7 separate regions of the Homo sapiens genome follow, and all the other regions are linked to region 1. The links are chromatin loops, found by intact Hi-C in ENCODE. Cell type or tissue: endothelial cell of umbilical vein. All regions are shown on one strand.

The links. Hi-C counts contacts between places; a loop is a spot of excess contacts. Peaks named below come from ENCODE experiments on the same cell type or tissue, not always from the same donor. Only the 100,000 strongest peaks of a DNase experiment are listed, where the experiment ranks them.
Region 2: it touches region 1 in a loop (9-fold over the local background); 28 of 110 quality-filtered maps call a loop at or near these places.
Region 3: it touches region 1 in a loop (12-fold over the local background); 8 of 110 quality-filtered maps call a loop at or near these places.
Region 4: it touches region 1 in a loop (8-fold over the local background); 39 of 110 quality-filtered maps call a loop at or near these places.
Region 5: it touches region 1 in a loop (3-fold over the local background); 17 of 110 quality-filtered maps call a loop at or near these places.
Region 6: a loop joins it to region 1, with 4 times the contacts of the local background. A loop is called at or near these places in 24 of 110 quality-filtered maps.
Region 7: it touches region 1 in a loop (2.5-fold over the local background); 6 of 110 quality-filtered maps call a loop at or near these places.

The regions. Positions count from the first base shown.
Region 1 is chr16:49,856,191-49,860,190 of GRCh38, reverse strand. It overlaps a transcript of ZNF423 not described here. Among named protein-coding and RNA genes, the nearest start is that of ZNF423, 2.1 kb to the right of the region's middle. In endothelial cell of umbilical vein, CTCF peaks have their summits at 2,355 (motif pointing left) and 2,939; a DNase peak (open chromatin) is centred at 3,010; H3K4me3 peaks cover 2,592 bases; H3K27me3 peaks cover 628 bases.
Region 2 is chr16:49,607,392-49,611,391 of GRCh38, reverse strand. The region is part of intron 5 of ZNF423 (zinc finger protein 423); the gene reads left to right. Among named protein-coding and RNA genes, the nearest start is that of LINC02179, 140 kb to the right of the region's middle. In endothelial cell of umbilical vein, a CTCF peak has its summit at 2,390; a DNase peak (open chromatin) is centred at 1,241; H3K27ac peaks cover 385 bases.
Region 3 is chr16:49,641,551-49,645,550 of GRCh38, reverse strand. The region is part of intron 3 of ZNF423 (zinc finger protein 423); the gene reads left to right. Among named protein-coding and RNA genes, the nearest start is that of LINC02179, 180 kb to the right of the region's middle. In endothelial cell of umbilical vein, no CTCF peak of the experiment used is centred here; a DNase peak (open chromatin) is centred at 1,830; H3K27ac peaks cover 1,204 bases.
Region 4 is chr16:49,489,937-49,493,936 of GRCh38, reverse strand. ZNF423 (zinc finger protein 423) reads left to right here. Exons shown (of 8, transcript NM_001379286.1): 8 at 2,633-4,000. The coding sequence ends at 2,662. Among named protein-coding and RNA genes, the nearest start is that of LINC02179, 26 kb to the right of the region's middle. RefSeq lists enhancers at 166-787, 788-1,411. In endothelial cell of umbilical vein, a CTCF peak has its summit at 1,578 (motif pointing left); no DNase peak of the experiment used is centred here.
Region 5 is chr16:49,703,101-49,707,100 of GRCh38, reverse strand. All of the region lies in intron 3 of ZNF423 (zinc finger protein 423), which reads left to right. Among named protein-coding and RNA genes, the nearest start is that of ZNF423, 150 kb to the left of the region's middle. RefSeq lists enhancers at 1,601-2,281, 2,184-2,283. In endothelial cell of umbilical vein, a CTCF peak has its summit at 2,114 (motif pointing right); no DNase peak of the experiment used is centred here.
Region 6 is chr16:49,594,340-49,598,339 of GRCh38, reverse strand. The region is part of intron 5 of ZNF423 (zinc finger protein 423); the gene reads left to right. Among named protein-coding and RNA genes, the nearest start is that of LINC02179, 130 kb to the right of the region's middle. RefSeq lists an enhancer at 881-1,401. In endothelial cell of umbilical vein, no CTCF peak of the experiment used is centred here; a DNase peak (open chromatin) is centred at 2,059.
Region 7 is chr16:49,440,060-49,444,059 of GRCh38, reverse strand. All of the region lies in intron 2 of LOC105371244 (a long non-coding RNA gene), which reads left to right. Among named protein-coding and RNA genes, the nearest start is that of LINC02179, 24 kb to the left of the region's middle. RefSeq lists enhancers at 281-782, 2,304-2,583, 1,839-2,786. In endothelial cell of umbilical vein, no CTCF peak of the experiment used is centred here; no DNase peak of the experiment used is centred here.

The sequences.
Region 1 (4,000 bases):
ATCCCTTGAGCAACTCTGGGAGCTCTGCAGGGATCATAGGTCTGAGGCCACAAAGTGAACACTGCCTTGTTTTCTTTATTGTCCTATCTTGTTTTTGTAGCCCACCAGACCCTCGTGCATTCACCAGACTGCTCAAAATGACGCCTGCCTCTTGAAAATTCAAGGAAGAAGCCTCAGTTGCTGCACATGTAGGAAAAACATTCTTAAGGAGCATGGTTGGGGAAGGCACCGCCTTGGGCAAGAGGTTTCCCCTCTTCCAGCCAAGTTATGACTTTGAAGGAAGATGCACCTTTTTGTGGGCAAAGTCTTACTTGTTCTCAAAAACCTCAACTTGGAATTTCTCTTGCATTTATGATGGTGGCTCCTGCTCCTTACAGCTTACAGTGGGTTTCCACAGCCACTCCTCCAAGCAGGGCAGGAGCAGCTGTTCACTTTCCGGCGAAGAAGGAGAGCCCAGAGGGGCCCCTTCTCATAGGGGAGGGGACTGGACCCCCTATTCCCTGCCAGAAGTAGGCAGGTGGGGGGTATAAAACACACCTGAAAATGACCCTTTCTGGTCCAAGGTCACCCGTGAGAAGCAAGGCCCAGGTGTCACCTGGTGTCCCTTGAGGCCCTTGCAGTCCGAGCTCAGAGGTGGGTGGGGATTGCAAATAAGGAAGGCACTATTGGCTTTTTGTTCCTTTGAGATTTTCCTTAAAACAACATTTTTCTGGAAGGAGTTAAAAATGAAACAAGCTTCAGAAGAAGCGGGACGGGCCGAGGCGGGGACAAGGTCGGGCTCCCTCTGCACCCTGACTGCCGCTGAGCTGGGAGACGCCGAACTTGGCGGGGGAGGGCGGAGCGTCGGGAAACGGACATACGTGCAGGCGACGCGTGGGAGGGGGCCCGGAAAACTTTGTGAGCGGCTCCAGGATCTCGTCCTTTCGGATTAGGTCAGGATGGGCTATTGCGGGCTCCCCATCCTGTTGCCCCCACCTCCGTCCTCAGTCTTCAGCAGGCCCCTAGGGGTGGAAAAGGGCAGCCCCGTGGGACTCCAACCACCCCTCTCCCCCGACGGCCCCTCTTTCGTCCCGCACACGCATTCCCCACCGCGCTCCTTTTGTCCGCCCCCTCACTCTCCAGACTCCCGGCTGGGCAGGATCCGCAATCTCCAGCCCCCCAGAAAGCCTGGGCGGGCGAGCTGGGGGCCGTTCCCCGCCCCCTACCTCTAGCAGAGGCAGCCCGCGGCGGGGGCACCCCAGAGCCGAGGCCAATCGTCCCCCTCCCCCAGCGTGTGCCATCTGCCGCCTGTCAGCCACTCTCCGCGGGCCTCGATCCCAGGCGCCGGCGGGGGTGGGGGAGCGGCTGATTCTGCCCCTCCTTCCTGGCTCCTTCCCAGGCGCCTCGCGGCCCCTGCCCTCGCCTCGGCCCTTGGCACCCCCGGTTCAGCCCAACTCCGTCCATCCCTGGGCCGCGGGGGCGTGGGGGGGGGGGCTCCTATTCCCTCCGGGAAGGCCGAGATGTTGGACACTCTTGGACGCACAAGCTGGGGAGGACTGTGGCCTGGGGATGGTAGCGCTAACCTGGGGAGGGGCGGCCCTCAAGGCTTAGGTCTAGTTAGGGGACGTCTCGGTCCTGGCCTCCGCCCCTCTGGGGAGCCTCGCTCGCCCGCTGCCGCTGTCAGGGTGTCCAGCTAGGCGTCGCGTTTAGCCCGTCACCCGACTCTACCTCTGAGACTGCCTAGGGCGCGCGCGCCTGGCCCCCCTGCCTCAGGCCTCTCCGCATCCTCCAGCTCGCGCTCCCCAGCCGCGGGGGTGCGTGGGTGGCATCTACCTCGGCAATCAGCCCAGCACGGGGTTGGCGAGCAGGGCCCGGCGGGACCGCGGAGAGAGCTGAGCGGGGCCGGGCCCGGCTGGCCGGCAGGCTGGGGAGCGGCGGGGCGCGGGCACCCTGCGTGGGGCGGGCGCCGCGGCCCGGCCGGCCCCGGCGCTGTTCTCGGCGGGCAGCGGGTTTTTCCGTGAAAGGTTGCCCTGGGTAACTCGTCTCCGAGGGGACGTAGCCCTCCCCTCTCCAAGTGGCAACTTATCGATCCGAGAGATTGATAACCCCCAGCGCCGCGCCGTGCACCCGCTCCGTTCTCCTGGCTCCGGGGCGCGCCGGCCCAAGGTGGCGCCACTCACCCGGGAGGGGGGCGAGGTCGGGGCCGCTCCCCACCCGAGACCTGGCCGCCTGCAGCTAGTTGGGGAGGGAGAGGCTCCGAGGAACGGTTTAGGGGAGCCGTCTGGGGAAGACTTTTCCCAAGTCAGAACCCTTCCCGGGCCTGCCCGGAGACCAGAGTCTCAGCCGGTTCAGGAGCTGCGGGGGACGCGCGGCGCCCCCTGGCGGCTGGGTAAAACCTCGCAGAAAGTAGCAGCTGGTTTATTTCTTCTGACAACTGCGCGGGGAGGGGGTGCTCCTGCAAGGTCTCAGGGGTAAGGTGTTCCTTTTACAGTCGGACAGAGGAAGTGCACACCAGGCGCGAGAATTCTACAAATAAGGGTGTAGGGGGCGCACGGGGTTAGCCCAGTGGTGGAAGAATTTGTTGGATGTGGGGCAGGGGTGGTCTTTGAACACCGACCGGTGGGCAAAAGCCAACCTGGCAGAGCCAGGTCCCTGGATAGTTCATGTGCGTGAGGCATACATCGCGAGGTGGCAATACTAGGGCAGCCCAACTCCGTTTGCTCCCCCATTCTTTCACTTTTTACAGTTTGTGAGGCTCATGCGTCTTGGCGAGCTTGACAGCCGCGTGGGCCCTAAGTGTGTTCCCTCCTCCTGCCCCCGGTGCAGCCAGCGCCCGAGCCCCGGCCCCGCGTGCTGGTGCGGTGCCCGCGCCCGCGCCGTGCCTGCCGCCGCCGCCGCCGCCGCCACCACGGTCCGGGTTTTGCGGGCGGCCGGAGCTGTATTTCCAGCGCTGTCCATCGCTCGGTGCTGTTGGCCCTCTCTCCGTCTGATCCGAGCCGGAGCAGTGCGGGGCGCCCCACGGGATCAGAGCGCTCCCCCGCCGGGACTCCGCTCCTCACATCCTCCTGCTGGGACCCGGCTACATTTCCAGCCAAGCCTGGCTTTATTATGTGTCTCTGCAGTGCAGCCCCAGCAGCCGGATCGGGAGGAGGAGAGCCAGCGACCACAAAGAAGACAGGAGCGCGAGGGAGGCTGGCGGGCGGGCCGGCGCCGGCTGGAGCGCGGAGGAGCCGGGGCGCAGCCGCCGCCGCCGCTGCCCAGGAGGACGGGAGCCCGGCCGCCGCCGCCGCCGCCTGCTCGTCCTCCTCTTCCGCCACCGCGGCCGCCGCCTCCCCCCTCTCCGAGCCCCTGGCCCATGGAGGCAGCTAGCGGGGCCGGCGACTTGGCACCGGCCTGGGGATCGGCTGCGCGCCTCGCGCTGAGCACCGCAGCCCGAGGGCAGGCAGCGGCGGCCCGGCGCACGGGCTGAGCGATGCCCGGGGCACGGGCGCGCCTGCCGGCCGCCGCCTGAGCGCCCCCGCGCGCCCCTTCCTCCTCCGGGGGGCCGGCGCCGGGCCGATCCGAGAGCCAGAGAAGGGGGCGTGAGCCAGGGGCCCCGAGCCGCGGCTTCCGAGCCACTGCGGCCGTTTCGAGCCTCCCCTCCAAGTAGGCTGAGTTGAGGGACCCCCGCCCCCCATCCATCATAATCTCCAAACCAGGCGCTTGGGCATTTTTGAGCCATTAATATTTATTATTTTTTTTTGTGCGGCAGGGGATAATTCGAAGGCTTCTTTTTTTTTTTTTTCCTGGGGGGTACTGAGCTTCCGCGCTCCCGACCGCCTCCCGGTCTCCTCCCCCCTTGAGATACCCTCGACTCCAGCCCCGTTCCCCCTCCTCAGATGGGTTCATTGTGAGCTCCGCACCGGGCTGCGTGGCCGGACGCCTGCAAACTTTGCACAAAAATCCGGCAAGGGGCGGAGGAGGAGGAGAAGGAGGAGGAGGGTGAGGGTGGCGGTAGGGTGGGGGAGGGAAGGAGGGGGCC
Region 2 (4,000 bases), 250 kb after region 1:
GAGGTACGTCGTATAGTTTCTATTGTTTGGAGGCTTTCCTGCCTTTCTGCTATTAATTTCTAGTTTGGTTCCATTGTGATAGGAAAAAACACTATGTATGATTTCAGTTATTTTAAATATGTTGACATTTGTTTTATGACCCATGATATGGTCTGTCTTGGTATTTGTTCTCTACGCATTTGAAAAAATGTGCATTCTGTTATTGTTGGGTGGAGTGTTGTATAAATGTCTATTAGATCCTGTTGGTCAATGATTTTGAGTTCTTCTGTATCTTTTCTGATTTTCTGCGTAGTTGTCCTATCAGTCATTGAGAGAAAGGTTCTGAAGTTTCCTACTATAATTGTGGATATGTCTATTTCTTCTGTCAGCTCTATTAGCTTTTGCTTAGCATATTTTGCAGCTCTGTTGTTTGGTGCATACATATTTAAGATTTTCTTGGTAGATTGACCCCTTTATCATTGTTTAATGTTCTTTTCTTTCTTGCTAATTTTTTGTTCTGAAGCCTTCATTATATAATATTAATATAGCCTTTTTGCTTTCTTTCAATGAATGTTTGCAAGATATATCCTTTTACATTCTTTTACTTTCAACCTGCCAGTATTGTTATATTTTAAGTGAGTTTTTTGTAGACAGCACATAGGTGAGTCATTTTCCTTCCAGTCTGCCAATCTTCATCTTTTAATTAGTATAGTTAGGTTATTTATATTTAATGTTGTTAATGATATGTGAGAGCTTCAGTCTGCCATTTTATATTTTATTTTCTGTTTTTCATTTGTGGTTTACTTTTTTCCTTTCTGTGACTTACTTGAACATTTTTAAGAATTTTATTTTGGTTTATCTGTAGTGTTTTCATTTCTTGATACAGCTTTTTATCATGATTACTGTAGGTATTATATTATATACACATAACTTATCAAAGACTACTGGTGTCATAATCTTACCAGTTCAAGTGAAATGTAGAAAAGTTACCTCCCGTAGGTCCCTTTACTCTTCCCTACTTATGACTGTCTTAACTATTTCTTCTGCATATATTTAGTACTACATCAGACAGTGTTAACATTTTACATTAGACATCAAACATAATTTAGAAAACTCAAGAAGAGAAGGGGAATTAGTGGTATCTACAGTAAAATTTCCTTACCATGTTCTTTCTTACTACCTAATGTTCCAATCATTTCCTCTCTGTTTAGAAAACTTCCTTTAACCATTCTTTTTAGGGTGATTCTGCTGGTGACGCATTCTCTTAGTTTTCTTTTATCTGAGAGTATCTCAATTTTCCCTTGATTCTTGAAGGTCATTTTCACTGGATGTAGAAGAACTCTGGATTGACAGTTCTTTTTTATTCAGCAGTTGAAAAATGCTCTGCCACTTCCTTCTTGCCTCCATGGTTTCTAATGAGAAATCTGCTGTCATTTGAATTATTTTTTCACTGTGTATAAGGTGTCATTTTTTCTCCAGCTGCTTTCAAGATTTTTTCCTGTCCTGGAGTTTTCAGGAGTTGGAATATGATTTGTCTTGGTGTGGATTTCCTTGTGTTTATTCCTTTTGAGTTTCACTCAGCTTCTCGAATACATCTACATCTCTTGCCAAATTTGGGAATTTTTCAGCCATCACTCTTTTGAGTACATTTTCAATCCTGCCCTCTTTTTTTTTTATCTCCTTCTGGGACTTGAATCACAAAAATGTTATAGTCCCACTGGCCCCTGAAACTCTGGGTGATTTTTATTATTCTATCTCCTATTTCACTGATTCTTTTTTTCTCTTCTCTCTTCTGCTGTTAGGCCTATTCATTGGGTTTTAAGATTTTCTCCTTTATCCATTTCTAAAATTTCCATTTAGTGCCTCCTTGTATCTCCTATTTCTTTGTCAAAACTATCTAGGTCTTTGCTGGACTTCTTTTTTTTTCCACTTGTTTCAAGGATGATCATAATTGTTTATTGACGTAATTCTATGATGCCTCCTTTAAACTCCCCATTAGATAATTCCAACATCTCTGTCATTTTGATTTTGGCATATATTGATTGACTTTTTTGCCATTGAATTTGAGATCTTGTTTCTTGGTAGGATAGATGATTTTTGATTGAAATCTTTATGTATTACATAATGACACTGTGGATCTTATTTAAACCCTCTGTTTTAGCTGGCTTCCTTTGACCCCACTCCAGTGCAGAAGGGGTGCAGATGCCATCTTGCTACTGCCAGGTGTGGGTAGAATTCCAGGCTCGTTTCCTCCCTAGGTCTCCACTCATACCTCTCTGAGCAGTCGTGGTAGGAATGCATCATTTCTGCTCTCCACATGGTCTCCACTATACCAGGAGGATGGGTTAGGGCACTTGTTACTGTTAGGTAGGAGGGGAGTCCAGGCTCCCCATGTGGTCTCTACTGACACCATGGGGAAAGGCCTTGTTACTGCCCAGCAAGTATGACTGTCTTGGCTCCCTGCTAGGGTTTCTCTGATGCCACATTAACAGGGATGGGAAGAGCGGGCGGTGAGTGCCTCATTATATAAGCCTTGCCAGCACGGCAGTCTCAGATCTCCATTCAGCCTTTGCTGGAGTGGATGGTGGTGGGGTCATAGTTTTCTTCTGTGGGGTTTGCCTGGAGCAGAGCTGTTATTGTCTAAACGTTTTCTGTTTTGCCAGGCAAAAATCTTTCCTGGTCCTTTGGCTAGAAAGAGTGGGGTTTGGTTAAGGCTTAAAGCAAAATCCTTGTTGGTGTTTCTGGGTTGCCAGTTTTGTCAGGTCCTAGTCTGGGATATATGAAGCAAAAAGAAAACCCAGGATCCTCACCGCTTTGTCACTCCTTGGGTCCCTGGCTGGTCTGGCTTCTTCTCTCTGCCTTTCTGAATCTTCTTCTGTTTCTTTCATATATAATGTTCAGGGTTTTAGTTGTACTTCGACAGAGGAATAGGGAATAGTACATCTGTGGGAGTGATCTGGAAGCAGCACAGGCAACTGAGAACCTCCATAAACATTGTTTTATTCCACAGCAACTTCTGTGCTAGCTTGTAGGACTCAGGGTGTGGAAATTGGAGCTAAGAGTTTGAGGGCTTGAGCTCAGGCCCCTCCTCCTTCCCCCTCCCCTCCTCTTCTGACTCGCCTGTTGGTGGCAGTTGTAAATCAAGCCTAGCAGTAAACGTTGATACTAACGATCCCTTGTTCCTGTGCCAGCATTGCTTTTTATATTCTTCCCTCCGATGGTCCTTCTCACTCTGGTTTTATCCTCCTAGGAGCTGATGAGGTAGACAGGCTGGGGTGGGGTCCCACCTGACATATCAGATGGGTGCACTCATAGTGTAGACCAGGAGCTGGGCAAAGGTGGGGCATAACTGGTGCTTGGGGGTTGAGGGGAAAATCACTGATCCAGTGTTGAAGATATGGGGTGGTAGAATGATCTCCAGTCATTGATGCCTAGGGCTAAAAGTTGTCATGGGAGTTGGGAGGGGCAGACGGAAATTCCACTGGCCATATGGTGGTCTTGTCCTTCAAAGGAGGACAGCTCTCGCACTAACACCACTTCTCCTGACTGGGCATCTTGAGCCCCCTCCCCGCATTCCCACAGGTGGGGCCTTAGGAAGCTGTTGTGGAATTGTAGCATTTGGATGGATAATGGAAAGGGGTGGATGTTCCTGAGATTTCGAGGCAAATAAAAACATGCCAGATTGTTTTTGAAGCATCAAATGCAAATTGTCAACATGAACATATTTCTGGACTTAACAGTTGAATGTGTGAATTAATTATGGGCCTATTAAGATACAGAATGATCCTTACTTTCATATGACTAAAACAACCCCATTATCCAGCCCTTTCACTTTGGGAAGAGGATTCCGTGGGCTGCTCTTTTAAAGCTGCAGGGGCTGATTGAAATCAAGAAGCTCTGTGACACAAACCCAGCTTCTTCAGTTTTGGTGATCTGCCCCCAGAATCTGGCTTAGGATTAGATTCCCATCAAACATCAACATACACAGTAAAGAACCCATAGCTTTGGGAAAAAGGTAGTC
Region 3 (4,000 bases), 210 kb after region 1:
AAAGCATCTAGCATTGGGAGTCAGGAGACTCCTCTTTCCAGTTTGCTCAGTGCCCTTTGACTATTCCATTCCTACATGTCTCTGCTCATGGCAGACATCATCAGTTGATTGCAGCACTCATTTCTTTGGACCTGAGATAAGGCCTTGGAATCCTTCTGAACACAGGATTCTAGGCAACCACTACCAATTAGCTGGGCTTGTAAGTTTTCTTCTCTTTTCTGGGCCTCAGCTTTTCCATCTGTATCATGTGGGATTGGGTAGTTGGTTCCTGAGTCTAGGGTCCCATTCCTCTGAGCTTAGGGAAGGGCCACAGTGATTCCTATTCTTGGAGCTCTGTATGGGGGCAGCAGAGAAGCTCTGCTTGGTGTATTACAAAGCTTTGTCCTGTCGGGAACTGGTCTCCTTGGCAATTTTCATTTTTCTGAAGAAACAGTTGAGTGGCAAGGAGTCTTTTTGGGGACTTTGTGAAGCACTGTAAGGCCATTTTGTGTCTATCATGAAGATGGTCTTGATGGTTGGAGTATTGTACAAGGTGATCTTTATATTCATATGGCAGGGGCTATAGAGAGCATGAATTCCAGCTTCCCATGAGCCAGCAGAGGCAGTGGAGGCCCAGCCTCCTGATGGACTCTCTGCCCGTTGCCCCAGCATGACTCCCACTGGTGCCTTTCTTGCTCTACTTGGCCTCTCCTTTGCATGGTCTGGAATGTCCTTGGGGCAGGACCAAGGTGGGATGCACCCAGGCGACCCTGCAGTATTCAGCACAGTCCTGGGCACAAGAGGCCCTGAGGACTGGGATGGAAACCTTATTCCAATGGCTGGATGAGCTCTTGTTCCCTCTGTAGGCTCACGGTTTTTTTTTTTTTTTTTTTTTTTTTTTTTTTTTTTTTTTGAGTCAGAGTTTTACTCTTGTTACCCAGGCTAGAGTGGCATGATCATAGCTCACTGCGGCCTCAAACTCATGGGCTCAGGTGATCCTCCTGCCTCGGCCTCCCAAGTGGCTGGGGTTGCAAATACACATCACCATGCCTGTGTAAATTTTGTTCTTTTTTTTTTTTTTAAGAGACAGGGTCTTGCTATATTGCTCAGACTGGTCTCAAACTCCTGACCTCAAACGATCCTCCCACCTCAGCCACCCAATGTTCAGGGATTACAGGCATGAGCCACCATGCCCGGCTGGATGGTCATTTTTATTCACACAGATGGAACTGCCCAGCTCAGGAATGTCCTAGTAACCTGGAACTTCCTGGGCTCAGCTATCTTCCCCCCAAACTCAATGCAGAGAGTCCCCCTAGTGTTCTTTTTAGGGCCTCTTGCATAGCTTCGATGGCAGGAGTTCACTTCCTCTTCCATGTGTGCCCCCCACTGCAGGAAGGTTCCCTTTCGGCCCACTCCTGTGAGTCTGTGGGCCAGTCACTCTCCTGCCTTGGCCCGAGCACCTTCTCCAGCATCTCTGACCTTGATTCTCTGTGACAGAGGAGCCGTGAGCTGTGGCTCCCAGCCATTCTGGGCGGCCACTTGCACTGCTCAGCCTAGATGAGGTGTGTCCGAGGCAGTTTTACACACTGTAGCATCAGCCTGCTGAATTCATGTCCTGCTCCATGCTGGTCACCAAGTGTGACCACATGAGCTTGGGAATCACCTGGCTCTTTCTGCTGCTGACGTGTTCTGAAGCCCAGTTAATGTTCTTTTTTCAACTTAATTGAATTTTTATCAAAAATTCTCTCCTCTTTTATGCTTGTTTTCTTTCTCTTCCTGCAGCAGACAGCAAAAGCCTCATATAACCCATTTCCTATTTGGCCTTTTTGCAGGATTAGTCATTTTTAAATGACTTTAATCTCCATTTTGCAAGTGTGTGTGTGTTTTTTTAACTCATTTTTGTTATAGTTCTTTGATTGCATTTACTCTGGGGGGCAGGGGAAGCATGGGTCTGTCATTAGTCATTGTACTTCCCACTTGATTTTCTCATGCTTCTCCTCCCAAAGTGGGGGGTGGGGGGTAGTGAAGCCTTGTGGGTGAAAACACTGACTGAACAGGACTAAGGGGGGGTTCACATCCTGACTCTGCTGCCTGCTGGCTGTGTGGCACTGGGCAAGTCACTCAGTCGCTCTGTGCCCTGGTTTTCTCATCTGTAAATGGAAATTATAACAGTCCCTAACTCATTAGCCTATTGAGAGGATTGAATGAGTGAGTACACATTAACTCTTAGAAGAATGCCTGGCACACAGCAAAATCGATGCAAGTATTTACTTGAAAATAAAAATGTAGCGACTGAACAGGACTTTCCTTGAACCCACCTTCTTCCTGAATTCTGGAATGTTCATGTTGGAGGGGACTTTGGGATTGCCTTGGCCACAGTTGCAGGTGTGTGTGTGGTGTCCAGCATCCAGCATGAGGAAAGTGTCATTGCTATAAGAGAGGAGAACCTTGGGCCAGGCGCAGTGACTCACACCTGTAATCCCAGCACTTTGGGAGGCTGAGGCGGGTGGATCACTTGAGGTCAGGAGTTCGAGACCAGCCTGGCCAACATGGTGAAACCCTGTCTCTACTAAAAATACAAAAATTAGCCGGGCATGGTGACATGTGCCTGTAATCCCAGCTACATGAGAGGATGAGGAAGGAGAATTGCTTGAACCTGGGAGGCAGAGGTTGCAGTGAGCCGAGATCACACCACTGCACTCTGGCCTGGGCCACAGGGCGAGACTCCTTCCCCTCCTGCCCCTGCCAAAAAAAAAAAAAAAAAAAAAAAGAAAAGAGAACCGCTTTCTCTGCTGACGCCCCTGTAGATACATCCCGAGCTTTGGCCCTAGCTTATCTCTCTAGCCTGTTTCTAGAGCACTGAGCTAAGTCCCCCCAAAGCAAAATGCATTTGGAGGGGGTGGGATGGCAGCAGGCGAGGTTGAATGTTCTTTGAATAAAAGACTTTAAACAGGGCAATCTGAGTTTGGGACTTTATATGTCAACATGCCCATTTTCCCTGATTGGGCCTTTTCAGTTTAAGGAGCCTTATTTTCATTTCAATTCAGATGATTATAATCTCAGCAGTGGCTCAGCTTGTTGCTCCCAGAATAATACGCTTTGCTTTAGTTTCAAAACTTGTTTGCAGAAAAATAAAGCCAAGCAGCCAGCCTGCAATGAACCTTGGGTACTCTGGTGCCGGGCAGGTTAAGATTCTCCTTTTCAAAGCCTACTGGGTGAATGACTGATGTGGGGCCTCGGGACCAGGTTCTGTACTCCTACAGGATGAAGTTTGGCCAGACACTAAATGGGGCATCTGGCTTGGTACTGGGGGCCAGTTCCTCACCTCCCTGAACCCCACTTCCTCATCTCAGAAATGGGAATGTTACTGCAGACAGCCAGATATGGTTGTTGTGAGGATGAATAGAAATTAATTGCGATAATAGACATACTTAGCACAGTGCTGGCACGTGGGACATTCTCAATAAATGGAGCTGTTAATATTGTTAGCACTTGTGGCACTAATTAGTACTAATTCTTATTATTGGCAAAATAGTGCTTTTGTTTAACAACTTTATTGAAGTATAATTTGCATACCATAAAATTCACTTGTTTGAAGTGAGCAACTCAGCCAGTCTTTGGTAAGTTTACAGAGCTGTGCAGTCTTCACCCACAGTCTAGTTTTAGACCATTTCCCTCATGTCAGAAGGATCCCTGTCACCTGTGCAGCCAGTCCCTGCTCCCATCTCCAGCCTCGGACAGCTGCTAACCTGCCTTCTGTCTCAGATGCGCCTTATTCTGGACATCTCATGTCAGTGGCATAATAGTGCTTTCTCCCATTAGTTTTTCTCATCCACTCCTCCCAGTGATTCCCTTTTTTCAGATGCGTAAAGTGAGTGGTTAAGAGGAATGTTCAGGGCATGGATGAATTCATAGAGGAGCTGGGAGGGCTCTGGCTCTGAGTGAGTGTCTTCTGGTCTTCAGGTGGTGTGAAAGGTTTAGGAGCAAATGAACCCTGGCAGAAATATCTGTTCAGGCTTGT
Region 4 (4,000 bases), 370 kb after region 1:
CCTGTGGAACAAAGTCCATGTTTGTTGGTACTCAAGGCCTCCACTGTCCGTAGGCCATGTGCCCACCAGCCTTCCTGTGACTTCTGTGCTGGGACCTGTGCCTGCATCGCCACTTGGATTCTAGGCTCCACACCTCCGTCTCTGCTATTCTTTCCTCTTGGAATGCCCTCTCCCCTTTCCACATATCCACATCCTATCCATACATTCATTCGTTTTCTTTCCATTGACTCATTCACAAATACTGCCTGAGTGTCTACTTTGTGCCAGGCCCTAGGAACCATAATTTGAGGACAAGAAAGAGCTGTCCATGTCTCCCTTCCTCATGTCCCCTCTCTTCCTCCTCCCTGTCCTCCCCCTAATAAAGAATGACCCACCCACACCAAGATAGCAGGGGTTTTTGACTGGCGGTTGGCAGGGTGTGAAAGTGCAGACCTCCAAGTTGCTCCTGGGCAGCTGTGCCTGCTGGGGATTGGAGGCCCAGGCGTATGGTCAGGACAGTGCATGCCCAGCCCTGGGTCCTGAGAAAGGAGGTGCCGCCACCCTGTGTGCAGCTCAGCAAAGGAGGTCAGTCTAGCTCATGAGAGGTGCGTGGCTGTGTGGGAGGTGGGCTGCAGGTGCCTGGAGAGGTCTGCAGGGATGGGAAGTGATCCATGTGCCTAGAGGACTCAAAGAGCAGCTTGGTTGGGAGGGAGGAGAAGGGAGGCGGGAACTGAGTCAGCAGAGGCTTGAAGGTAGCAGGAGGATGGCTGTGTAGAGTGTGGATTCGGCTCCCCACAGGACTAGCTGGCTGTCCCTGCACAAGTACAGGGAGAGGTGCCACGGCTGGAGGGTGCGGGTTCCCATGGAAACCGCCTGCATCCCATCTGTGGCCTCAGACAACCTGCCTGGTGCCTCTGGGTCCCTGACGCCCCCGACCGAGGTGTCAGGCCCGGCCGGCAGAGGTGGCACTGTGTCTGGTGCAGAATGCGGGTGATTTGCAGACTGCGGTGCCCATGGGGTGCAGGCCCTGGGAAGCCTGGCTCCCCTGAAAATCCCCTTGCTCTAGTGGATTCCAGCCATCTGGTTCAGTGCCCGGTGCTTCCAACCTGGGTGACCTTGGGCCTGTAATTTTTGCCTTCCTAGGCCTCGGTGTCTTCATCTTAAGAAGTCCCACCTCGCAAGGCTGTTGTGAGGATTGAAAGAGCGGTGCCTGCCACGGCACAGAGCACGCATGCCCACCAAGCCCCGGCCGTGCGCCTGCTCCGCCCGCATGAGCACGAGGCTGTCGCTTGGCGCTGTGGGCATCTGCTGGGAGGCAGGCGCGGGCTGCCTCTTCCCGGCCGGGAGCTCGCAGGAAGGGTCGGTGACATTACCACGGGGGCCGCAGCCTTCGCAGTGCCCGTCACGGGAAGGGACTGCGCGGGGCCCTGCTCCAGGGAGCAGGAGTGGCCCGTCTCGGCCCCGGCCCCGGCCCCGGCCCCGGCCTCGGCCTCCGGGCGAGGCTACTGGCATCACCTGGTCGCCCTCGCCGCGGACCCGAGCCCAGGAGAGACGCGGTGCCTCTGCTGACCCCTGGCGGTCAGCGGCACAGCTGCAGGAGTCGCCGGGCCCTGGGGGGCGCCCAGAAGGAGCCTCTCCCGGGGATCTAGGGTCCTGTGCGGCCCCAAACAGGGCCACCCTACACCTGGTGGATGTTGCCTCCTTTCTCCAGGTGTCATGAGGTGGAGCACCACCTGAGGCTTTGATGAAATGGGTCTGAATTTGGAACACGAACCACTGAAAAGAAACAAAAAGACGGCTTTCAGATGCCAAATCCCACCCCCAGTCCCAGGCCGCTGGCTCCTGTGAAACAGATCAACCCTGCTGGCCCCCTCTGGCTGGCAGGGGGAGGAAATGCCATTGACTGTAATGAGAGGGAAACATTTGGCCACAGGGTCCCACCTGGGCCCTGGATTCCTAGGTGCATTCGGCCAAACTGCACTGAGTCCCTGTCTCTGGTTGGGCCATTGCCATGTGACCAAGCAGGCAGGCTCCCGGAGCCCAGCAGCAGAGGCTCCTCCCGCGTCTTCCTGCCGGGTGACCTGTCCCCTGCCTGGGCCGCAGGCACCACGGCCGCCCACTGCCTCAGCACGCCTGTGCCCGCTCGGGTGTTTCTTGGCCGGAGAGCTGCACAGCACATCTGCTGTCTCCCTCTGCTAGGCTCGGAGCAGCCACGGGGAAGACTGAGAGGGGGATGCGAGGGCAGCCTGCAGGCGATCAGAGTTTCCTCCTCTTCATTAGAGGAAAAGGGAGATGGAGAGGTGAACAGGGATGTTTTTAATTCCTGCCTCCTCCCCGGCATTTCCCCTTTCCCTCCACCTAGCCAGTCCCCCCGGTAAGACCTGAATGGTCTTTAAAAAAAAAAAAAAAAAAAAAGCCAAAAAACAACATATAGGGAGTCCAAGTTGGCAGTAACAGGAACCTATCCCCAAGCCCCAAATCAACGTGGCGTCTTGGCAGCTGCGTCCCTGGAGCACTTTTTCCTTGTTGCATTTTGTTTTGTTATAATCGAGACGCTTTTCTGCGGCTCCCGGCGTAAATGCACTGAGTGGGAGGGACGAGCATGCTCTCCATTCTTCTCCTTCATGTGTGTCTCCTTTCTTCGCCTTTGCAGAACCACACGATGAGCCAGCACGCACAGTGAGGGATCGCTCAACAGGACACCTCTCCGCAGAAGGCTTGCCGGAGACGCCGTGGGGAGGGCCATTTGAACATTACATCCAATCAAAGTGTCATTTGCAACCCAGATGTAAAACTCTAATGATTTGGCCATGAGGCGCTGCTATTATAAGCAGCTGGAAATGAATATTAATGGCAGAGATTAAAAGTATTCCATGCTCAGTATTTTTTATTGTCCTGCTACAGCTAGTGTGCTTTTAGACTTTCCGCCGCAGACTACATTTCTAGAGTTAGAGAAACCTGCTTTTTAAGGCTATTGTCCTTTGTTCCTTCATGTATTATATTGATAGTTTTTAAAAAAGAATTAGTGTGATTTTTTTTCTTTGCTTCTTTTTTTTCTTTCTTGTTTTTCTTCCCCCCCACCCCCCACCCCCTTCGGTTAACTACTTTTTAATTGCAATTCTAGGTAATTGTGCATCGTGATGTGATTGCTTGGCTATTGTCTGAATATTTCCTTTTAATTTTTTAATTAAAGACTAATGCTTTGATTGGATTTGCCAGTTCACCGGACAGTGATTAAAACTATGTAATGAATATAATCGGTTTCAGTGCAACTGGATGGTCTGCTTTTAAATGTGACTTAATCTGACTGCAGTAACTAGTACAGTTCAATAAAGGGAATCCATGCGATTAGCATCCGGCTGCCTGGTTCTCTCCTCCCCAGCCTAGGGCCGCGTGGGGGGCTGTCAGCTCCTGTAAGGTGTGTTCCCCTACAAGTTCCTGTGGGCTTGCACACGCCCTTGGGGACCTGCACACAATAGACCCTGCTCCCCTTGGAAAAGAATCGTAGTAACCTAATGCATGCAGACTGGACAGGCTGGCAGTGGCCACAGGAGTCAAAGCAGAAGACCCCTTAATGATGGAATACCCTGATCTTCCCACTCTTGGATGGGGAAACAGAGGCCCAAGGGTAACGTGCAGCTTTCCCAAGGCCACGCAGCAGGTTGGTCACCATGCTGATTGTGAAGTCTTCTTGGCTTTCCCTTCAGGGTTGGCTTTCCCCTTTGTTGGATACAGGCAGGCAAGTGGGTAGCCCTTCCCTTGCCAGGACTCCAGGTGGCACTTGGGTTCTGAGGCACGGAGATGTGTGACTGGGGACTGCAGAGCAGAGCCAGGTAGGAGCCGCAGGTTCCCAGTCATAGAGATCAGTAGGATGTGAGAGCATTGAGACTGGTGGCGGGGGCCAGGTCTGGAGTGAGGCAGGCAGGGGCCTGGGGTACATTATTTCAGGGGGCACTCGCTCTCAGGGCCCCCCTACACCTGCAAGTGCTGGGAATGGGTGTCCTCTTGCATTTTACACTCT
Region 5 (4,000 bases), 150 kb after region 1:
ATCACATAGTGCCTCGCAGGCCATGGAAAGGGGTGGGGATTTTATTCCAAGCCTAGTGGGAAGCCATTGGAAGAGGTCAGCAGAAGGGTGACAGGATCCGGTGTGTGTGTTTAACAGATCCCTCTGGCTGCTGTGGATAGCATGGGCAGGTGTGTGGGTTGTCCTGGGGGTTTGTTTATAGGTTTCTCCTTCCTGGCTGGCAGTCATGGGTCCTGGGACCACCTGCCATGTGAGGCCGAAGGTGCCCTTGTGTTGTTGGTGCCCGGAGCCATTACCTCACTTTGTCTGGGTTCTGGACTTTCTCTTCTGTTTCTGGGTCAATCAGACCTGGCCTTTTGAAGCCAGATGGAGGCAGAAGACCTTCGGGTGATGTTTAGATCTCTAAGTTGCTGTAAATCTCACTGAAGTGACCTATTTTTCTTCCATGTTGCTCTTGTATTTTTTATGAATGGATGATAAAAAATGTGGCAGGGTCATTTGTTTTAATTTCCTTCTGACACCTGGATTCTGTGTTTGGTGGCAGCCATCCCACCAGTGGCTGGAAGTCTGCCTCCAGGCGGTGGAGTGGCCCTGGGCCCAGTTCACACCTGGCTCTGTTGTGAATGGTGGGGCAGCATGCCCTGGTCCCCACAAGGCAGTGAGCCCCCTTTAGAGCACAGGACTGGAGGGTCAATGCTGGTACCCAGGGATGGGATTCTTCCAGCGTGTCTGTCTGATTGGCCAGGCAGCTGTGGCCATGGCTGGCCTGGAGGTGAGAACTTGAAGGCTCTATCCTTTTGGGACTACAGTCCTGCCCATCTTACGGAGGGTCCAATTGTTAAATGGAAACTAGTTCTTCAAGGCAAACTGGCTTCACCTTTGATGGGGAGTGGTGAGGGGTCAGTTCTGAGGACTGACAGCCTCCAGTGCCCATGAGACCAAAATTCATTTTTTTTCCTAGGGTGGCCATTTGTGGTCATGTCTGGCCCTATTTTCCAGGCTATCTTACCACTCCCCACCTCACCCTTGCCTTTGAAGTGTGTGGTGCCCTTGCCCACGCTGTTCTCTCTGCGTTAAACACCACCCCGCAGTGTGCCTCCCTGTAAAGCCATCCCATCCTTCCAGTCTTCCTGGAAGCCTTTCCTGACCTCTACACAGATGGTCGTCCACGTGCCTTCTCTGGGGTTCCCAGAAGCAATGGAGCACTTGGACACTCCCTTGTTTCTCAAAATACATTTTTCTTGTTTTATGCTTGCTATATAAACTTACTGTGGGGCCGGGCGCAGTGGCTCATGCCTGTAATCCCAGCACTTTGGGAGGCCAAGGTGGGTGGGTCACCTGAGGTCAGGAGTTCAAGACCAGCCCAGCCAACATGGCGAAACCCCATCTCTACTAAAAAGACAAAGATTAGCCTGGCGTGGTGGTGGGCACCTGTAATCCCAGCTACTTGGGAGGCTGAGGCAGGAGAATCGCTTGAACCAGGGAGGTAGAGGTTGCAGTGAGCCTAGATCGCACCACTGCACTCTAGCCTGGGCAACAAGAGTGAAACTCTGTCTCAAAATCACGCACAAAAAATAAAATAAACTCACTGTGGAAGGTCTATTAAGTACAGAGAAGTGAAAAGAAGAAAATCCAGTTATAACCTAGAGATCCAGAGAGTCATTTTGGCATTCATCCATCCACATTCTTGTTCTGCAATCTGCTTTGTTTTTGTTTACCCATAGGTTGTAAACAGCTTATCATATTAATATTGTCCAAAAGCCTCCTTTTAATCGGCTTTATACTGTTCCATTGTGAGGTTGTGCTCAGGTGTGTATTACAGTGCCCTATAGCTAGACAGAGGGCACTCCCCATCCCAGTGATCCACCTGCCATGCTGTGACCATGGCAGGCTTTGTGAAGGGCTGGGGCCTTGACTCTGTTGAATGAATGAATTCTCCTGCATTCACATCTGTCTCCTGATGTACCAGATAAGCCTGTATTTAAGGCCTTCTTATTCTCCCATCCCAAGTGCCCTCCCACCTTTTTCCCAGAAAGAAGACAGGACAGCCCACCGTGCTGTCATTTAACCTTTAAAAGTGCAGGCCAATAGCTCGGGCAACAAAGAGGCTGGAAGGGCTAGGCAGGAGTGGGTGCAAAGGGTGGCCTCCTGGAGGTGGCAGTGTTGGCACAGGTTTGTAAGTGGCTTCCAGGCCAGGAGGGAGCCCAGGGAGTTCTAGGTGGCCTGGGGCTGCTGATGAGCAGGAGAGACTCCAGTTGGAAGTGGAGGTCCCTTGGAGCTGGGAAGTTTTCATGCCTGGTTCCAAGCTCTGGCAGCCATATTTGAAGGCCCACAGTGCAGCTGAGGTGGCACTGTGGTGTTTGGGAGTCTGGTGTGTGTGTGTGCTCTGCATAGCAGTTACATGGGAGTGGAATTCTGTCCTCTGTGTGTGATGAGACACAAACCTTCATACTCCCTCCAGATCTACTGGAGCCTGGGAACAAAGCCTTCATTTATTCAAGCATGCATGCATGGAGTAAGCAAATGTTCACTGCATCTTCCTCTCTATCAGGCTCTATGCTGGTTCCTGCTCTCACAGAGCTCACAGTCTTGGGGGTGAGGGTACAGCTATCCCAGTTTGCTCATGACTGACTGACTAATGGGCTTCCTGGTATGTATGTAGCATTTTCAGTTCTAAAATTGGGGAAGTCCTAGACAAATTGGGACAAGTTGGTCACTGGGTTACTGTCATCCAAGGAGAAAGGTGTCAGAGCCCTGTGGGTAGGACTGAGGGACCCAGAGGAGGGAGGTCACCTCTGGATTTCCTGTTATAGGTGTGGCATGCTTAGTGGGAGTTTTCGTGGAGTGTCATGGAGTGGAGTTGAGATGCCCTAGAAGGGGGTTCTAGCGAAGATTCTTCCCTTCTCCTTTTCAGTTCTTTATGCCCCTGCTCCTGTGTTCCCCCTCTGGCTATGGCACAGCCAGGGTGTTCCAGAGGGGCTAAGACTGCCCTCTGGAAAGTGGATCCCTGAGACCCGGGCTCAGTCATCCCTTTCTGCCTCCAGGCCCTCTTTGAAGAACAGGGTTCTCTGAAGTCCACTCTGAAGGGGAAACCTGCCCTTCCTCCCTTGCACTGAATGGAGTCTACTGGGGTAGACTTAAATGGCTTTTATTTATGGCCTGGGCGCATCACTCATCAGTTGCTTCACTCACCTCTTCACTCACCACAGGGCTCCTGTTCATCTCTTATGTGCCGGGCACTGGGCTGGGCACAAGCTGGTGATGCATTGAACCCAGGGTGGGGCATAGAGGAGCTGGGAGATAAACAACCCCTGCCAGCCCAGCGAGTTAGGGCGACCTAGGAGCCAGCCAGCTCCAGAAGCCTTAGCAGCTTCTCACCCAGGACAGCTGGTGGGAAGGAATCCATTAAGTCAGCAGAGCCGGATCCACCCTTGCTGGGCCTCCCTGGGCTGACCCCATGGGGCTCCCCTGCTAGGTGCCTCTCTGGAGCCTTTGTCCCTAGAAGTCTGTGAGGGGCCTTGGGAGAGTGGAATCTTGCACCCTTCTCTAGGAAGAGCCATTTGTCCATTGAAATGTAATTTTCTCCTGAAAGGAGGAAAAAGACAGGAAGGGCCACCAGGTTGAGGATAGGATTCTGGTCCCAGATCCAGAGTAAATTTCCAGCCTGCAGGTAAAGTCCCTGAAAAATGTAGGGCTGGGTGGATGGGCACCCTGCCCTGGGAAACCCCCACCCCATCCCTGACTCTAAATGCCGTTGTGCCTAAAAATTAAATTGAAGTCAGAAATGATTTTTACTCCTTCACATGCTTTAAAAAAAATTCAATGAAGGAAAACCCCAAGCTGACGTAATGGATAGAGTACAGTTCAAAAAGAATAAATGTTTTCAAGAAAGAAATTTCTAAAGGAGATTTCTTTGTGTGTTCCAGCGGCCATGACACGGTTAAGCAGGTCGCCTCTCTGGTCCTGGTGCACCTGTGGGGAGGTTCTAGCGGTAACCGCAGAGCCCAGGAGGGAGGAGGGC
Region 6 (4,000 bases), 260 kb after region 1:
CAGTTTTCCCTCAAAGTTTTATAAAGTAGGAGTTATTGTTCCCATGTGACAGATGAGGAAATGGAGGCAAGGAGAGGTTCAGTAACACACCTAAGCTCTCACAGCTAGAAAGTTGCACAGCCTGGAGGTATAGTCAGGCTACCTAACTCTAAATGTGTCCTTCTCACCACTCCTGTCTTCTTTCTGGCTGTTTTCTTCAAATACACACATGTGAGGAGAAGTTGAGGAACAGTTTCCAGGAAGCAGATACTACCCAGGGAAGGAGGTTGTGTGTGATTGACAAGCTCTCCCCATGAGGACCTGTTCTGCATTGTGGGCAGGGGAGAGTAAGGGAGGGTGGGAGTCACCCAGGAGGCTGCCGTAGGGAGGGTTGAGCTATGTTTGGGTTTAGGAGAGGATGCGGGGAAGGTAGCTGTGATTACCAAATATTCCAGCCCTTTTTGACTGAGGAATGAACAAGGCCAGGGCTGTGGTCCTGCCCTCTTCATAATGGTATTTGTAAAGTCTGTGTTAAATGCAGAGAACCAATAGTAATATAATCTCTGAGTATTGTGCCCTCTTAGAGCTGTAGACTTGCAGATTGTTGGAATCACAGAATCCCAAACTCTGAGAACTGCAGAGCTCTAGAATCATAATGTTGGGGGCCTCCCATTTACACGGTACCTAAGAGAACGGCACCGACATGCATGGACACCAGGCAGGCTTGCACACGGCAGACTGGAGCATCCTCTACAGCAGGCTGTCCAAAGGAAATAGGATTCGAGCCACAAGTGCAATTTCAAATTTTCTACTAGCCACATTTAAAAAAAAATTAAAAGGAAACCGGTGAAATTAAAGAGTATACTTTTTGTTTAACCCAATATATCCAAAATATTATGATGGTACCATATAATCAACTTAAAAATTATGAATGAGACTTTTTTAACATTCTTTTATCGTACTAAACCTTAACAATATGGTGTGTATTTTGGACTGACAGCACGTCTCAGGGTAGACCCACCCCATTTCAGTTGCTCAGTAGTCACATGTGGCTAGTGGCAACTGGAGTAGATAGGATAGCTCTAGGTAGGAGACCCTCCTCCCCCAGGTTCCCACTGGGAGGTGCATTGTGAGGCCTGGGCTGTGGGCTGATCTTCCCCTGGCCAGAGGAGCAGGCTCTTGGGGAACATTGGCAGTGGCGTTACTCTTTTTGTGGTTTGGAAACAGACACTCCCAACTTGGAGTGCTCCAGCCATCTTGCCAGCTGCTCCTGTTCATCACAGCTGCTCCAGGGCTGACCTTCAGAGAGATCTCTCGATGCCCAGAGAGAGCTCTTAGGTGGTTGGATGGAGCCCGAAGCCCAAGCCGACCCAACAGGGCAGAGAGGAGCCACGTGGCCGAAACCCCAGGCATCCTTCTTGCTTCTGCCCCTTGCTGGAACAGAATGGCTGGGCTGTGCTTCCTGGCGTGTGGCCCTGCCATATTCCATCCCTGCCTGCCAATCCCTAGGGGGTGAAGAGGTGGGAGTGGGGAAGCACACAGCCCTGTGCCTGACATCCCCCTCCTCTGCACAGCATGCAAGGCCACCTTCCCGGGCTGATGCTGTGAAAGCGATTCTCTGTCTCTCTCCTGCAGCCACGGGGAGATAAAAGCCAGGGCTGTGGGGATGGTAGAGAGGGAGCCAAATTATATTTATAATATTAAAGTGAGTGCATTTGTGGCTTGCTGTTCTCCAGGGTTTTTCATAAGTAGAAAAACACAAATTAGCATTTTCCATTTCCATATATTGACTAGAAAAATCGCCTGCTCTCAATTAAGACCTATAGCTTTTGGGATGTATGCAACAATTTTATAAAATATTTACAGCAAGATTTGCATTTTACATGGTGTTACAGTTTTTCTTGTGTTTAGGAGTAAGGGCTGAGGCCTTCGAGAGGAAATACATTCTCTGGAATCGAGGGGGAAGGAAGCTGCGGGCTGTTGTTTTTCTTGCCTTCTCTATCTACTCCGGCTGTCCAGGGCTGACGTTGTCTCTGGTAATTACCTAAGGCTGATCCACCCCTGAGCTATTTGTTAGTCTGTTTTCAAAGCCCGTGCTCCTTTGACAAATCTATTACTTTCCCTTTAAAACTTGCCGGAATGGAGCTGTTTGCGGCTTTGTGCGAGATGAAGAAGAACATTTTTTTTTCCCAATGTAAAAGCATGCCGTAAAGAACATAGCTATTTCCTGGATAATTTGCAGTTGTATATTTTATGTTAATTTCACCGAAAATACTGCACCCCTGCCAGGTTTAGTAGTGGCTCACTGTGATATGAATAATTTCTAGTGAATCATTTTTTTTTCTTCATTTAAGATTTGGCACCTTTTTAAGATTTTAATAATAGCAACAAGGAGGAAGATTTAGAACAAGTGAAACATTAGTGCCAAAGAAATTCACGTTGAGCGCTAATGTAAAATAGCAAGAATAATTACATGGAAAGCAGTTTCCACAGATGTTTTTCCTTGTAATGTAATAACTATTTACTAAACTGTTTATTTTAGGCCTTTGGTTTATAATAAAATATTTATACATTCTCTGCTGTAATAAAAAAATATTGACAAAATACTATAGAGGTTTAAAAAGACAATTGATATTTTTATTTTCCAGGAAGCGAGCATGGTTTAAAAGTTTGGTGCTATTTTGGTGGATGTTTCAAGATTAGTGAATCTGGGTTTGGTTTTTGAGTTCATTTCTTAGTTTACTGTTTCAGAACTAACTGCACAGAAAAATTTTGTTAGCCTATCATTGGATGCAGGTACTGGTGGGCACTTTATTTTTTAAAATAGAATTCTTACCTGTGAATCCCTCCAGTTGAGTGCTAAATATGAGTTGCAGATCTCTCCCTATTAATCAGTCAGGCTAAGCTGGTCTGTGGCTGGGAAGGCAGGAAGATGCTAGTGAGTGCGCCTGGGAATTTAAGTTCAGGCAGGATCAGGGGCTGTTTGGAGGGCAGTTTAGCCCTGGGGTTTCTGGAAAGATTTGACCTTGATTTTCAGCCTCTGTCTGTAGCCACTGAAGTATGTCCAGGGACAATGTCCCAGTGTGGGTTTACCACATGTGAGCTCCATCTGGAGCTGGGAGTGGCAGGGAAACCCTAACTTCTTGAGCCCCTCTTTTGTACTGTCCTCATTGGGGAGGAAAACCAACAGGAGGGGACACAAGAGAGACCCCCCCACCCCCACCTCAGCAGCACTCCCTGCCCTCCCGCCTTTAGCTGTGACGCAGATCGTGCTGTTGGGGTCACCCGGGTGTTCAGGGTGAAAATGGCCAAGGTGGTGGGGTGGAGAGGAATTTAAGGACCAAAACAAGAAAGAGGATGCCAAGGAGTTCTGAAAGAGCCTGGCTGGGCCTTGTCTGTGTTTTGGGAGCAACTGACCAAGGTCCAGTTTTGTAAGAACCAGCCTCCTTCCGCCCTCTTGCTCTCCCAAGACATCTGCGTTGACAGCCCTGTGTGTGCCTGTCGTAGCTCCTGAGGGTATGTCTGTGAGCCTGAGTGGTGGCCTCTGTGTATCATGTTGTTCTTGCTGCTGTTGGCCGTGTGTGCTCTAATTTGTGTTATATTTGCGCCTGTCCATCTGCATCCCCGTGAGTTTGTTTCGAGTCTTCTGTTTATGGGTTTAGATGTCTTTGTGCCTGTGGGTGTTTTTTTGGGCTAACACATTGGATGCTTCTTTCTGTGCTTTGTGTTTGTCTTTGAGTGTGTTTGTGGTCTTATGTGTTTAATGCTTTGTATTTGGATCTGTGGGTTTATCTGTGTTTTTGTGTCTATCTTGGAGTGTATGTCTCTATATTCCTGTCTGTGTGTTGTGTGTATGTTGGGTGTGACAGTGAACCCCTCTTCTGTATGCCTGTGTTTTTCTGTTTGTGTCAGTATGCACTTGTGTGTGTGTGTCTGTGTGAGAGAGGTAAGCATTCCCTCTGTTGAGAGAGGCCTGGGGGCTTCCCAGCTTGGAGGCAGCTGGCTGTGTTACCGCAAGGGT
Region 7 (4,000 bases), 420 kb after region 1:
TAGACCTTTTTCGGACAGTGGCTTGAAGACAGACAGGCTCTCCTAAGAGATGGAAGCCCAGGGTGTTCAGCCCCCACTGTCTAAGGCCCCCCAACTCCAGGAGCCCCATATGTTCCTACCAGACCATAGGCTTAACTGGATGTAGGCCAGGGGTGGGGGAATGTGCTCTGCTTGGCATTGTAAGGTGCCAGGCGCACCTGAGCAGCTGGACAGGTGTGACAGATGCCCTGGATTGCATGGAGCTGGCTGTGCCTGTGCACACACACCCGTCTGCACCCCGTCCTCCCCTCCCTACACCTCCCTGTCTTCCCGGCTAGCTCAGGTGTGGTGCATCTGTGGCCCATTGGCAGCTCTCTTGCCCGCAGTGCACAGGGAGCTGTCAGGTTAAAAGCTGGCTTGCTCGATTTGATCCCACATGCGAGCTGTTTTATTTCCCTCTCTCTCCCTTACACGGCTTCGGTGTGCTTTTATAAATATTTCACTAGCCTTGCTAAAGTCTATTTCATCTCTCTCTTAAATTTATTAAATATAAATGCAGCAACAACTCTACCATAAGTCTCTCTTTGCTGTCAAAATCTCAGGCTCCCATGGAAGTAAATATAATTTGCTTTGTTTACCGTAGGTAACTTGGAGCCCTATCTGCTATCTCAACACCCCCTAAGCACCCCCAAATCTCCCTGTTTTTGTTAGCAGGGGTCTGTCTCATCCCAATGTAGTGCACGGGGACACGGGTCACGCTTTGAAGAGGGCGTGACAAAGGGGCTGTTCTCCGACACTCGCATGGCAGGGAATTTCTTGGTCCGCTGGTCCCTCAATGACACAATCAATGAGTAAAGGGGGATACCTTTACTCATCACCTCAGACCTGAGCACGCCCTGGGCCCCATTTGGGCAGAGCTTTGCTCTTTGCTTTTCTTTTAAAGTAAAGGGCCCATCTGCTGCAGCTAGTGACCTGGCCAAAAAAGACACAGACTGCTGTGAAATGATTGAGGGCAGTGACTCCCCTCCCACCCCAGGAGCCAGAGCCGACAGAGCCAAGAGCAAGGCAGGAATTCAGGTCCCCAAAAGCAAGCCAGAAGCACCACCTCCAAGCGCCCTGCCACTTCCTTTGTTCTTTGTTAATTGCAAAATAAACACAACCCTGCCCACCGACTGTGGAGAAAGATTTCTGCCAACTGGGGGACCCGGCAGGTAGTGGGCAGGCATTTGCCCTCCATCAACCACATGTGATTTCCTGGAGGAGAAGGGGCAGTAGAGAAGGGGCAGAGTGGCAGGGCTGGGATGGACCTAGCTTAGGGCTTGTAGGTCAGGGAAGTGAGGGAAGTGGATGTCAAGATGGAAGACACAGGCACGCTTTGTTTGCATCTGAAATCAGTGAGAATAGCTTTCTCTTCCACAAAGAACTGGATCTCTTTCACCCAGGTGAAAGGTGCTATTTCTAGCTCTTATTTCTTAATGAAAATGGCCCTCTCAGTCTGTCCTGTTTTTCTCTACTTTTGGTGGTGACATTGGAGCAGAACGATGGCATTTCCGCTTTCTATAAGAAAGAGGGCCAGGCTTGTCTAAGAACCCCCACCCCTAACTCCTAGCCTGGCATCTTCCATTAAACTTGCAGAGATGAAACAGGTGACTGACATCTTGGGCTGGGGGGACAGACGTTTAGAATTAGCTCCTGGATGCATCCAGGAATTCAGATCTGTGCTAAAACTCTCTATAGCTCCAGAAGACTGGCTTTTACAGTGGCTGTGCCCTGGAGTCTCAGAGACTGTCCTGCAGATTCAGGAAGAGAGGTGTTGTACGGACTTGCAGATTTTCTGTCTCACCGTCCCATTTAGACACAGGAAGACAAGAGAAAGTTACCTCTAGGAGGTGAAAGGAGTAAGTTTTTTGGGGGGGTCAACTGAAGATCTGTGTGAGAACCTTTTCCACACTACAACAATAGACTAAAAAAAATTGACTCAGCTTACATAGAATGCAATTGTTTTGTACAATTATTTTGCTTAAAAAGTGAAAAGGGTTTTAGAATTGTGGTTTTGAACTTGTTAGTAATTTTGATTTTTCAGTTTTATTCTTGTATTTTACAGTCACAATTATTATTATTTTTTTCTTTTTAGATCTCAAGCATGTTTAATGGCCCCCGAAAAGAATCTATAGACCCCACACTGTTTATGGGGTAAATCAAGCCTCTGGGTCTGGGATGGAAGAACCAGAGTGTGGGGTTTCAGAGAAGGGTAGTGGGGAAGAAGCCACTTGCTCTGGAGCAAGTGATCATTGGGCCTTCCCTGGGATGGCCCCAGGGAGCACGCCTCTGGCCGACCTCCACCGGCCTGCCAACCCAGGCTGCGGGGGCGGCTGCGAGTCCCCCGAAGGTAAATGACGCGGCATCAGCGGGGTCCCTGTGTCAACTGCATGATGGCTTTCAGGCCTGGGGCTGGTGGCTTCCTGTCTCACCGCTGAGAGCGAGGCTATTTCAGGATCTCGCTGCTTCCGTCTGTTCCGGGGAGGGCAGGATGGAGGGCGGGCAGTGGAGAGGAGGCGGAGGCCCGGGTCTACATCTACCAGGTGTTTCAGAGGCAAACTTTCTTTTTCCTCCTGTTTCTGCTGCCCACTGCTGGTGGAATGGGTTTGTCAAGTTGGCATTACTTTCTTTGAAATGCTTTTTATTCACTGCTTTTGGAGTAAAAAACAAAACTCAGTCATATCCCTACTCAAGGCTTGGATAATTGCCCAATACAGCAACATCTTCTGTAGTAAAATTTACCTTCAAAAATCCTGTGAATCATTAGGACCTGATGGGTTCTGAGAATTTCACTTATTTTGTTTGTTTGTTTGTCTCTTGGGCATTTTAGCTGTGCCTTCCCTGTCCCTGGGGCGATGGGGATGAGGGAACAGTGACAGGGTCAATAAATGCGCCTCTGCCTGCCTATTTCTCTCTCCTTCTCTTTGTCTGCACTCACTTAGCTGAATTTGGGTAAGATGGTTGTTTGTGGGAGCCAACCCCATTGTACTTCTGCACAGTACGTTTACTGCTGTCAGAACACTCTCACACGCACACGCACCAAGCCATTGTTTGGGGAAACTTCCCTGGCAGGTCGAAGGAATGGAATTGCTGTCTCCATTTCCCATCTCAGGACGCTGAGGCTGGGAGAAGGGGACCGGCCTGTGCGGGTTGCAGGATGCGTGGCTGGGGTTTGAAGCAGCGTCCCCACCCCCGTGCGTGGGCTGTTGCCATTGCCCCACGTTTCTCACGTTTCCCCTTGGCCTTACTTGAGATTCCCTGTTCCCTGTGGAGGGGCCTAGGAAGGGCCCCTGATTGACTTTTGGCCCCAAACCGTGACTCTCTCTCAGAGGTGGCTCAGGGAACTTTAATGATTTAGGGCAGCGCTGCTTAGCCAGGGGCAATTTTGTTTCTCAGGGGACATTTGGCAGTGTCTAGAAACATTTTTGGTTTTCACAATTGGGGGTTGCTACTGGCATCTAGTGGGTAGAGGCTGTTAAACACCCTGTAGCCCAGAGGACAGGCCCCTCCTGCCCTGCAACAAACAATTATCCGGCCCAGAATGTCAACAGTGCCAAGGGTGAGAAGCTCTGGTTTAGGGGAGTGAACTCCAGGTGGTTAGGAACTATCGCCACATATTTCTTGCCTTCTTCTAAGCTCTCGGTCCATGATGTTCAGCAAGGAGTCACTGAGCACCTCCCACACGCATGGCACACTCCCATCTAGGCTGCCTGCCTGTGCCATCTCCTTACACTCTCAAAGGCATGGTAAAGTGGGTGAATCTCTCCATAGGACTCATGAGAACATGAGGGTTTAGAGGGTGTCACCGTTGGGTGTCCTGGGAGGTAGGCTCTGGGGTGGATATTTGTATGCAGAACCAGCCTCTGTAGGGAGAGAGGGACTCAGGATGGGGCAGAGAAGGAGATGGGCGGTGATGCAGTCATAGCAAAGGCCTCTGTTGATCCCCTGGGAGCCCTGGCACTGCTGTGATCATTCAGAGATG